Regions from separate parts of the Homo sapiens genome. Here region 2 is linked to region 1. Evidence: chromatin contacts called from ENCODE Hi-C or POLR2A ChIA-PET data. All regions are on one chromosome and are shown on one strand. The core of a region is the stretch at or near the end of the contact, and the rest is flanking DNA. Distances in the headings are between cores, read along the strand shown.

Region 1 (6,203 bases), core at 1,687-4,186:
TAACCATTATTTAGATGGTTAACAATGATATAGATAGTACTGTAGTTATAATTCCCATTTTACACATGAAAAAACTTAGGCTCAGAGAGGCTAAGTAATTCCTCAAAGCCACACAACCTAGGCTTTGCAGCCAGGAAGATGAGATTAAATCATGCTTAATTCCCTTACCAGTGTATGACCTTGGGAAAGGCTGTGAACTTCAATTTCTCTACACTATAAATTGAAAATTATAGTACTGACTATATCATAGGGTTGATTTCAATATTAGATTAATTACTATATAGAAAGCACTTAGAACAACTATAGCTCTAGTGTGGAGTAGTCAGAAATGGCCTGGAAGTTCATTTTTAGTAAAGAGATTAATAAAATAGTTTATTATGTACCAGGAGTTGATGGAGAACAGTTCCCAATTCAGCTGTCAATTTGAGCTTTTCGCTTATGAAATCTATGCTATTGAGTTGACGTTTGTTAAGGAAAAGAACCTAATGTCTGATAAACAGGCAAAAATTAACTATTACATTTAAATGTGACTATTGCAGATGTACTAAGTAGTTGAGAAAGCCAGTTGGGGTCATACTCACTTAGGCTTACACCTAGCTTTGCCTCCTTGTTAGCTGTGTGACCTTGGTCAAATCACTTAACCTTTCTGAGCTGAGGTACCCTCCTCTATAAAATGTGGATTTTAAGTAGGCTATTATAGAGGATGATGTGAGGATTTTAAAAGACCATGCATCAAAAGTACCTAAGATGAAGCCTGATTTAAGAATGAGCTCAGCAAATGCTAGCTCATTTCCTTGGATTAGCCTTTCTACACTGACCCAAGGCTTGCAAGGCAAAGCAAAACTAAATAAAAGCAAAATGAAGTTAAAAAGCCCAAACAAATAAAAACCAATTTGTTAATTGGGTGTTGGTGGATAAAAAGACTCTGAAAGTACATCCAGTCAAATTTGAATTTCAGGTAAACTATGAAATTATTTGTAGTATAAGTATATAAGTATGTAGTGTAAGTATCCCAAGCATTGCATGGGATATACTTACACTCACTAAATTCTTCACTGTTTATTCAAAATTCCAATTTAACTGGATGTCAGGTATTTCTATTTATTAAACCCGGCAGCCTAGACATGGTAGAATTTAGTAAGCCCAGACATGACAGACTCCTGAATAGCCAAGGCACAGAATTCAAAAGAGTCAAATGTGTTTCCAACTTGCTAACTGCAAAAGCATCAAGGAAAAGGTTGACCCCACCCTCTCTGTCTCTGCCAAGCAAAGAGCCCAGATGGGAAACCCCAGGTGAGTGATTTAGCCTCCTGTGCATACTCTATGGGATCCTGGTGCAGAGGTTGCTGGGAAAACCGTGGCAGCCTGCCCTAGGTTTTCCTTCGGGTGGGGCCCTGTGGTTATGGTGTGGTGACTCTTTGTCACGGTGCCCCTGCCACGCCCTGCTTAGTCCACCTGGTGGTTGGGGGTAGGGGAGAAGAGAAGTTACAGGCAGAAAAAAAGGACTTATCAATGTAACATATTTCTTAGGTGGTTTGTGCATTGCTGTTTGGGCTTGCAAAACTTTAATTATTACTTTGATGCAGAGTGGCTGCAGATTGTCACTGCCAGGCCTGATTTAATAGCCTGCTTGCACAAAGTCCGACAGAGATTGCTTTTGTTGCACTTTCTAACAGCTCGTGATGGTGGCTTTTTTACGTTAAGGAGGAAACTCTGTGGTTAAACTGTAGCCTAGGTATTTTTAGAGCCGTTACCATGTTAACCGAAATTTCGTACATTTCACCTGCAGGATATGCAGTCGTGCTTAGGGCCTTCCTTAAACTCTAACAAAAAATATAATTTAACAGTTGTTAATACTGTGCTTAGGACCAACTCCATGTTATCAGAAAAGCTACTGACCAAATACTGGACTGCTAAGAATCCTTTTTTTGGATGGGTGGTACTGTGCCATTAGAGAGTATTTTTTTTTCCTTGATATAAAACGAGTTGAAGGAACATAACCAAAAGGCTAAAATTGGTTAGTTCTAAAGGTCAGAGCCTGAAGGCAGTGACCCATTTGTTAATCATTAAGCTTTTCTAAGCCGTCTCTGACAGAATTCTGGCTTTCTGCCACTTCTCTGGTCATTTTAAACTGCAAATTCTTGTACTGTTTCAGTTTTTAAGTAGGTTTCAAAGGTTATGAGAAAGGCATAACTTGTTAGCTATTTTTCCTTATCAAACGTCTTTAGGGTTTTGGAAGGCAGAGCTGTTCTGTGTTAAGAGAATCCTCACAGCATACCCAGCCATACAGCATTTAAAGATGGACTCTTGGGTCCTCTGAAAAGGGTGGATTTCTAGCTATCATTCCCATGTTACTTAGTTTCCATAGATAAGCAGGATGTGAGGGCTGAGGACACCCACTTAGCCATTAGGTATTAGTTCCCAAATCACTGCTATCTCAGGGTAGTTGTCTCCAATAATCCCAGCACTGAAAGTTCAAAAAACAGGAGCAAAATAACCACAATGTATTTATCATCTTCTGTCATCAGTTATAAAGTGGAAGTACTTTAAAATATTTTGAATGCATTTTTGTAAAGCCCAGTGAGGTTCCAGTGCTATGACGTTTCATTGCCAGAAAACTCAATGCCAGTTTATGCTCTAGTCCATCTGAATAAAAAGTGATCTGTACACCCAAAACACATAAACAGAACTAAATTTTATGTAGCCAAGGGACATTAAGCTGCTAAAACATTTGCTTCAATATTGAACATGGAATAGCTGTCCTCTATTTCTCAAGGGAAAAAATATACAGTCAAACCTTGCTTATCCATAACCCAAACTTCCGGAAGCCTTAAGTATTTGGAACTGCTCCAAACCCAGAAGAGGGGAGGAGTGAGAGGAATAGAGTGGGGGTGGGAGAAGTGGGGAGCAGAGAGAGACAGAGAATGAACTAGCGGAAAGCAAGCAAGTCAGCTTTTAGAAGTAGACCTGAAGCCCTAGCAACACTGAAAAGAGACCTGGAGCTTACATCTGATTGGCTTTCCAGCCAGAAGGAATAGAGAGCTCTGATTGGCTGGTGATGATGTCTCCAAATAACCAGCCTTTTTCAGGAAAGCAAATTTATGTGGCAGAAAGGACAAGAGACAGAAGAAGCACGCAAGAAGAAAAGCGAGGAGAACAGAGCAAAAAAAAAAAAAAAAAAAAAAGGAAGATTATTTGTTACAGTGGTGGAGACTGAGACAAAAATGAGAATAACAAGCCTATTTACGTAACTGCTTACAGTTTACAAAGTGCTTTTACATGTAATCATTGATATTGTCTTTACAAAGACCTGCAGGGCTCCCAGAAGTTAAATGGCATGCCCCAGGTCACCCAGCTAGTAAGAAAAATAGTGCATGTCTTCTGGCTAAAAATCTAACACTTTTGATATGGAGCAGGTGTTGTGGAGATAATGATTTAGAGTTGTCCTGTAGGACAGAGGGAAGCAAATGCTCTGACAGCAGAAAAGAAAATCAGAAGGCACGTCAGCCTGTAGTTTAGCGGGCAATGCAGACAGGAGTGAAGGGCTCCCTGTTCTTCACGACCACACACCTTGAAAACATAGATATAGGAAACATCTCTGTGGGTATTTGGAAGGGGAGATGGTTGTGGTACAAATGAAACCTATGTCTAGAGGGCTCAGAGGGCAGTCCTGAATATATTTCCCTGGGGTGTATCACAGTCGCCTTTCATTTAACACGTAGAAGTTGGATACCTAATTATTCCTTCCATCTATCCTTGAAAGCTGTTCCTTCCTCAGGCTTAGTCGACAACATAACCATTCACCCAGTTGCTCAAGCTAAGAACCTGTAAGTCATCTTTGTCTTAATTTTCTTTCCATGTTTAATTTATCAGCAAGTCCTGTAGATTCTACTTCTAAAACACACCTTGAATAAGGCTACTCTGTTCATCTCCATAATCACCATTGTTTTCTCCTTCTGAGCCACTGCAATAACTTGCTATTTGGTTTCAATACTTTCTGGCACCCTGTCTTCCCCAGCTCTTGCCTCCTTCCCTTGAAATCCATTCTCTGGACTATGCCATCCTGCTTAAAACATGCCTGAGAATAATTCAAAATCCTTCCCAGGATCTGGCCCCAGTTTAATTTGCCTCACTCTGCCTAGGACTCACTGTTCTAGCTATGGAGGCCTCCTTTTTGTTATCAGAACACAGCACAGTCTTTCCAGCTGAAGAGACTTAAATATTTTGCTGGTCCCTGTCTCCATGTTATCACATGGCTAGCTCTTTCTCCTATCTCATGCTATCTACACAGACAGTCCTACTCTCACAAGCTGTGTGAGAGTTCCCTTCATTCTCATAGAACCTTTTTATTAACTTTCTGTGACCTCTCAAACTGAAATTACTTATGTTTTTATTTGATTCCTTGTTTATCATCGTCTTTTTATATGACTTCCCCCTACTAGTAATCAAACTCCATTAAGACAAGGATCAGGTCAATTGCCCTCATCACTGTATCCCCAGAGCTTACAACGTGGTACACAGGAGATACTCAATAACTATGTGTCGAATGAATAAGTGAATAAATATCAGGGAATTAACATACCCTACATGTTACATAGTACCATGCATCAGTGGAGCCATGGATATGAGACACTGTGTTTCCTGTTTGTAACCTGTTATTTGTTAATTCCTGTCAGAGTTGAGAGCTCTGATAGTAGCTGCCATCATCTGGGGAGTTCTATGGAATCTTGCCACCATGAGTTCTGGAAAAGGGAATCTGTTTGTGTTGGGACTTGAGGGATGGTATAAATTAACTCCCAAGGTTTATTAGTAGTAAACAATTAAAATCCACCCTGAAATTGGAGCTTTACTAAAGATGGCTATTTTGTAGCATGTAGGAAATTACGATATTGGTTTACCTCCTAGGATTCAAAAAGCATTCATTCTCTTTTGGAGCCAGAAAAGGAGAGGTATGTCTCCTAACAGAACTGTGCTGGGTTTTTTTTTGTTATTGTTGTTTTCTTTTTTTGACAGTCTGTGGAGCTCACACATTGGCCATAATAAAGCCTGCTATCTATTTTTGATTTGTCAAAGTTGTGCTTGAGAGTGATTAACATACCCTTAGCAAAATGAATCATTCTATAGAGATTTAAAAGTCACGATGGAATAAATATCTTGGTCAAAGGTATTGCTGCTTTAATTACATTCATTTGTTTCAATATTTCGGTTTTAGGGATTTCTTAACTGAGTTGTTAAGGATCCTTTTAGGGATTTCTTAACTGAGTTGTTAAGGATCCTTTTGAAAGTGAAGTTTACCATGGTGCCCTCTGGTGGAATGAAATTCGCACAGTTTTTAAAGCTAAAGCCCTATCTAGTGAGAATGCATACAGAAATAAAAGGAGCAACATTAAATACAAATGTCCAAAAACTATAAGCAGGGTACTCTTGCTATTGGGGGACTACAAGATATACCTGCCTCAGAATATTTACAGATTCAGGGATAGGGCATGTAGTTGCTATAAAGGAAGAGCAATGACATAAATACATACAATTCCAAATCCATTAGAAAATGAGGGCCAGAAGCCACAGCATTTCATATCATCTGGCAACACTGACACTGACTAATTAGGTATTATATTGAGAAAGTCAGAAGAAGGTGATGGCAATTACAGCATTTGCAACAATATTCATAAATAGCTAGGAACACAAGGGGGAAATACAATTTGGTTGTGGTCTATCAAGAACCAGTGGATATTCATTTGATAGGACTTTTGTAATTAGGCTCACCATCAAAGCTGATAAAATCATCAAAATGGTAAGTGTCCCAGTGTTGGTTCCTTGAAACTGTGTTGTGACCAGACTTAGTGACTCCTTGATAAAGCAGCTTTCACGTGTCTTCACAAGGAAATAAAGTGAAAGTCTCTGGGACGCTATCTGGGTCACACACCACAGGGATCCTGCTCAGAGGATTTAGAACATTGGACCAGCTCACTAAGGAAAGATGTCAAGGCCCTTCTTTGAGGACCTAAGGAAGTTTTTAATATTCGTTCGTCTGAATGCACTAAATAAAACTCTCATTCCAAATAAGATAAAAGAGGGGAAAAAAGTGTTTGAGCATCCAATCCCCCAAAGTGTCTGCAAATTATTTAGTATTATTTCAGTACTCAAACTTCCTGAAAGGTGGAATGTGGGGCAGAGGAGTAGTGAGCAGGGACCATAGCACA
Region 2 (6,203 bases), core at 2,735-5,234, 240 kb before region 1:
ATTTTATTGATTGCTGTTCCTATCTTTACTCTTTCCCTTCTTTATATTTCTTAGGGTTTTTCTGATATTCCTTTCTTAACTTTTTGAGAGATATGTTTATTTTATTGATTTTAAGCCTTTCTACTTTCTGAATACCATACTTCATGTATTATAAGACAAACATTTTACACATTTTAACATCTTTGAAACTGAGATGCATCTTGCAACTGATGGCATGTCGTGATTCAGTTGCAAGCATTTTCTTCTCATTGTAGTACATAAATTATTGGCACATCTTACAATAGATACTATCATAGATTCAATAAAAGGAAGTATATGCAGTTGAGGCTATTACTCTCCCTTCAAGTGGTGCTTTTGCTTGGTTTCCACAAGCATGTTTTGTTAGCCTCTTCTCTCTCAGTTCTATATTTTGGATAGTTTCTTTCGTTCTTTTTTTCAGTTACTCTTACTTTCTTCTGACATGTGTAATGTGATGTTAAACATGTTCGTGTAATTTTTATTATAAATTTTTCCAGTTTTAGAAGTTGGTTTTTTAAATGACAATGCCACTCATTACCATTTTCTATTCTCTGAAGTATTTTTAAATTTATCCTTATTTATTTAAATACAGTAAACAGTTGTTGTTTTATTGTCTGTGTCTGACAATTCCACTATCTGAAGTCTTTTTGGTTTGTTTCTATTCTCTGTAGTTTCTTCTGGCTTTCTCTCATGGAGTTTTCTTCCTTTGTGTGCCTGACTATCTTTGACTGTGCTTGTCTTTACAATTTAAAAACATTTTTAAAAACCCAAGAATAATATACATACATTAAAGTGAACAAAACTTTGAATTGAATATATCCAATTTCTTAAGACTTTCTTATGACCTTTCCTAGTCAATGCCATCATCCCCTTTCTGGTAACCACTATTCTTTCTTCACCATCGTGAATCTGTCCTGCTGTAGTAGAAACTATATGTCCAGATACAGTAGAAATTATTTGTAACAACAATTTGAGAATTGTGATTGGTATGAGGAAATCTTTCAGAAGGGATTTTATTTGTTTTTTGGGTATATAGGGAAATAACAAGTTCAAATTTGTTATTCCCTAGACCACGCAAAGGACATAAACCCAGGCTATAAATACATGGGAAGGCTACTTGACCTTCAGGGGCCCAGTTTCAGAGGAGGGTGACTTACTAGAGAACCCACCTTGGGCAGAATCTGCACTTTGACTTGCGTCACCCGCAAGTCCACAAAAACTGCAGTTCCGATTTGTAGCTTTTGCTTTATACTGGCAAATGCCCTTAGGACAGAGTAACTTTGAATGTTATCTCTTTGGGTACTGCCTTTTTCTAGATGTTGTCCCAGGAATTTCTTACTATTTATTGTTCTTTAATATTTCAAATAGACTGTTTTGTTTTGATGTTCTATCTAGTTTTAAACATTGCTCTCAGAAGGAGGTTTTTCTGTTGTAATGGTATTTATTTATGTTTTAAACTTTATTTCTTTTGAGCTGTGGAAATTTTTTCTGAATTTTAGGCAGATTTATGATATATAAAATCCATAAAAGGAGAGAGTCATGCTTAAAATTATGCAGATGTTAGTGGGCCATGCATTTCTCCTAGAAGCCATTTTCTTTCTGGGATTAGGGACTGCTTCCTAGTTTCTGTTTGTATCCTGAGAGGTCTACATTTGTTTGGTTTGTTGTACCCCACCCTCTATCTTAAGGATCTTAACCAGGCCCTCTGAGTGGTCCGGCTATATTACAAAATGAAAAATAAATTGCCCAAAAGAATCACAAATATGGTTTATTTAAATTGTCTAGCAAATTAATACTTGGATGAAAATGTTGTGTTCATTCCCCTTCTAAACATAAGGCCTGGATCTAACGCTCTCCACCTACCTTGATAGGTCCTCTCTTAACTTTTGATCACTTACAATATTCTTTTGCTGGTCAGAACCCTAGTCATTCCTCATTGCCTCCAGAAAGATGAATTTATATACCTTGCCAGGCATGTGGTCCTTTCCTCCCCTCTCCTTCCCTCCCCTTCTCCTTCCCTTTTACCTTCCTCCTTCCCTTTTTCCCTTCTTCCCTCCCTCCCTCTCTTCTTTCCTTCCTCCTATTCCTTCCTTTTAGTAAATTATTGATTTTTGCCATTAGTTTCAGAAACTAGTTGTGATTACTAATGTGTCCTAGCTCCCCTGAGGCTCTGCTGTAAAATAGCCAGTGAATGAGGATTTTTTAAAGGTGATGAGTTGGCCAGTGATGAGGGAGGGCGAAGAGTGGCCGGTGGGGTGGGGTGGGGGGACACAGAAAGCATACATGTCTTGACTCAGTGTGGTTGATGGCCAGAACCCATTTTCAATCCTATGAAATCAGAGGTAGATTTACCAGACATTCTTGCTTCATAAAGTAGGCATGCTCTGTGCTCTTTGCCTCTGGATTTGAGTGGAATCCAGGCGGGTGTGTAGGAATCTTTGGTAACCCATTAGAACATAATCTATTCATGTTTTTCTCCCTCCTAGCCCATTTAGGAGAAGAAAACCTTGGTTTATTTCTCTCTCAAGTGAGGAAGATAAAGAACAAAACAAATAAAACTAAACACACATCTGAATTCCAGTCACTAAAATGATGACTTGGAGTTTTGCAAACAGAACAAGTCTTTGCATGGACTTGAGATCTTGGCCATGGAATCAAGACTGAGGGGTAAGCTTTGTTTCCCCAGTCAACTCACATATACGTAGAGCAGCATTTCTCAACTCAGCTTTTTTATACCAGTACTCTACTAGCAAAGAAGTTATAGTCAAGTTATATTTTCAAAGTCTGCATTATGACAGCAATGCATTTCATTTTCTAAATATAACACTAGATTATAATATTGATTGTACTTTTTCAAAATACTCTTCATCCCCCACCCCACTCCTATATTGTCCCTTTCTATTCCTCACCCTCTGATTTGAGGATCACTGAACAACATCATTCAGCTGTCCTACTTATGGTGCTATGAATCTAGAGCCAATTCTGGCCAAGGGTCTCAGGGTATTCTCCAAAGGAAGTTCAACAACAATCTTTGCATGCAATATGAATTAAAGTAGGAGAATTTTTGTTTTGTTTTGAGACGGAGTCTTGCTCTGTTGCCAGACTGGAATAAAGTGGCATGATCTCGGCTCACTGCAACCTCCGCCTCCCAGGTTCAAGTGATTCTCCTGCCTCAGCCTCCCGAGTAGCTGGGACTACAGGCACGTGCCACCGTGCCTGGCTAATTTTTGTATTTTTAGTAGAGATGGGGTTTCATCATGTTGGCTAGGAGGGCCTCGATCTCTTGACCTTGTGATCCACCCGCCTCGGCCTCCCAAAGTGCTGGGATTACAGGCATGAGGCACTACACCTGGCTGGAAGAAGCTAATTTTTGTCTGGTGTCCAGTGGTCAGAGAAATAGACAATTGGCAAATGAGAAGACAATGTCCAAAAAGGAAATTTTTTTCCAAGTCAAGAAATAAGCTAAAGCCTAGAATTCATCTTTGAGATTCCTCAGTGCCTAATATAGTGCTGGATGTATAAGTGGCTATCAGTAAATATGTTTAGACCAACAATTCAAATTCCCTGTGTGGACATACTTGATGGATCACCCTGTGGCTATGGTAGGAGATGTTGGATGAGGCAGCAGCAGCACAGAGGAAGGAGGAATAAAACCAGCCTTGGTTTCAAATGTCATCTCCGCCTCTTATTACGTGACCTTGGAAAAATTACTTAAATCTTCTTTGTCTCAATTGTGTCACTGTAAAAGAGGAATTAGAATACCTCACAACTTTATTATTTATAAAAATTAGAAATAGTGTAAGCAAAGTGCTTGGCGCATACACAACTCTCATTGAGTGGTGGCTGCTACTATTATTGGAAATAAAAGAACAAGAATATTAACTTAAGAAGATTTTACTAGGGAAAAGCTTCTTTAAGCAAACTCTCTTCCAAATCCGTGAAGCAGGGTCTGGCTTTGCCCCAAGTTTTTGAAACACGTAGCCTTGGTGTGAACTCTGTACCCAGTCCTTTTCTGTAATCCCTGTAGACCCCAAGTTCTGCTGACCCCAAAGTGCCTTAGTCATAGGGGAATTAATAGGACATTTGGCCAAAACCTCCAAATGGAGATCTTCCAAGGACAGAACATTCTGGAACCCATAGTGTTTTATATATTCTTCTCACAGTGGCTGGGGTCAAAACAAAGCCAGAAGGAAAACTGTGTTAGGAGACCCAGATCCAGACCCAAAGAAAGAAAGTTAAGAAGTTTTCGAATTTGCTTGTTGTAAATGATATATCTTGGCACCTAATTTAGCTTTCTCTTGGCAAACTGGCTGGTTTATTAGTAGTGAAGTTAATTTGAAAAATGAAATAACTTCCAACAAGTTAAAAAGTAATGCTTTAAAAATTTCACTGTATTAATTTTAACATTGGCTTTTCATGTTATTACGTTAATTTTATATGTGATGGTTCAAGTGAAAGGAGTTGTTCTATTTTAAATATGACATTCTATTTGTGAATACAATTCTGGAAATATTGGGAGAAACGTAATTGGTAAAAGTATTTTCTATTAAATTCTCTGGGGGTGGTGGTGGAATGTTTTCTTAAATTATTTTGGTTAGAGGGCAAACACTGTCTTTTAATGATCTTTGAATCAGCAGAACTTATTTAGCATAGAGACTGACATACAAAAGTTAATAAATAGATGCAAGAAAAACTAAAACACAGCATGAAGTGGTGGGGAGAACACTCCACACAAACCCAGAAGTCTTTCCCTTTGGCCTCAGCTCTATCACTAATATGCTGTGTGATGGAGACAATCACTTAACCTTTCTGCAGCAGACTCTTTCTTTATGCTGCAAGGCAGAGGAGTGAAATAATAGTGGTCTTAAAGAGTTGCTCTGCTTGCCTCATGTATTAGTCCATTTTCATGCTGCTGATAAAGACATACCCGAGACTGGGCAATTTACAAATGAAAGAGGTTTAATGGTCTCACGGTTCCACGTGGCTGGGGAGACCTCACAATCATGGCAAAAGGTGAAAGGCACGTCTCACATGGCAACAGACAAGAGAAGAGAGCTTGTGCAGGGAAACTCCCCTTTATAAAACCATCAGATCTCGTGAGACTTATTCACTGTCAGGAGAATAGCACAGGGAAGATTTGCTGCCATGATTCAATTACTTCCTACCAGGTCCCTCCCACAACACATGGGAATTGTGGGAGCTACAATTCAAGATGACATTTGGGTGGGGACACAGCCAAACCATATCACCTCACAAGAACAGCATAGGGTGCAAATGAGACAATGAATGTGCTTTGTACACCAGAATATATGACATAAATCATGACAAAAAATATAGAACTCTTTGCAGTTTTTTAATTTCTTAATCAAGATGCCTTCGGAGAAGTCAATCAAGTTGGGAACAGCTAATATTCTCACCTAGGCCATGCTGTATCATGACATAAATAATTGTAATAACATTGATAATGACTTATTTATTGAGCAATTATTATTATAAGCCAGATCCTGTGGTAGACAGATTACATTCTTTTCATCTTTAAAACAACCCTGTAAGTCAGGCATTGTTATTATTATCTTTATTTTAGAGATGGGAAAACAGAAGCTCAAGTCATATCCATCACTTTGTCTGTCTGACTCCAAAAGTCATCCTCTTGCCACTATGCCATATTGCCCCTCATAAAAAGTTTTAACAGGCTCTGAGCACCACTGTGATACAGGTTTCTTTACCTAGCAGATTTCATTGAATCCTCACCACAACAAATGAGGTAGAGTATTATTATTGTCCCCATTCTACAGTTGACAAAACTGAGGCACAGAGGGCCTAGGCAATGGGCTCTGTCTGATCCCAAGTGTGGCTGTTTTTCCTACACAATGTTAGAGTTTACAATACTTCTTTTTGTGATAGTGTAGAAACAGTGGGGCAAGAACTTAGGCATAATGTGTCCTATATTCCTCCCTAGCAGGTGACATTTTTATTTGTAGAAAGAAGTTAAGGAATAGCAATATTGAGTTCCAGTGGGAGCCTTTCTGCAAGGCAGAGGAGGGCCTAAAGCTAATCTCAGTGGACTTTGTGAAGGATACTAGCCCTCCGACTTTTGATTTGTCTTTCTGTTTTAGAGAAATGAATGAGTTATGAATCTTACTCCCCAAGTAGCTGCACAGAGTTCAAACCTAGACTTTTGTGCA

The links. A loop is a pair of places that touch in the nucleus more often than their neighbours do. ChIA-PET counts read pairs that join two places held with the same protein, here RNA polymerase II (POLR2A). Pooled maps may share reads with other maps.
Region 2: a map of heart right ventricle shows a loop between it and region 1 (9-fold over the local background). The contact joins two enhancer-like sites. A Hi-C loop is called at or near these places in 9 of 168 maps with a recorded cell type or tissue (PC-9, Right ventricle myocardium superior, heart left ventricle and 5 more), 16 of 37 single-sample maps with no recorded cell type and 17 of 50 pooled maps. POLR2A ChIA-PET finds 5 or more read pairs at or near these places in 4 of 52 experiments (GM12878, MCF 10A, activated CD4-positive, alpha-beta memory T cell and 1 more).

The regions. Positions count from the first base shown.
Region 1 is chr10:88,384,340-88,390,542 of GRCh38, forward strand. The region is part of intron 4 of RNLS (renalase, FAD dependent amine oxidase); the gene reads right to left. Among named protein-coding and RNA genes, the nearest start is that of RNLS, 200 kb to the right of the region's middle. Within about 2 kb of position 2,937, at least 19 of the 41 ENCODE cell types and tissues checked have a DNase peak (open chromatin) inside an H3K27ac peak, as active enhancers do.
Region 2 is chr10:88,143,552-88,149,754 of GRCh38, forward strand. All of the region lies in intron 1 of LOC101929727 (a long non-coding RNA gene), which reads left to right. Among named protein-coding and RNA genes, the nearest start is that of PTEN, 280 kb to the left of the region's middle. Within about 2 kb of position 3,985, at least 7 of the 41 ENCODE cell types and tissues checked have a DNase peak (open chromatin) inside an H3K27ac peak, as active enhancers do.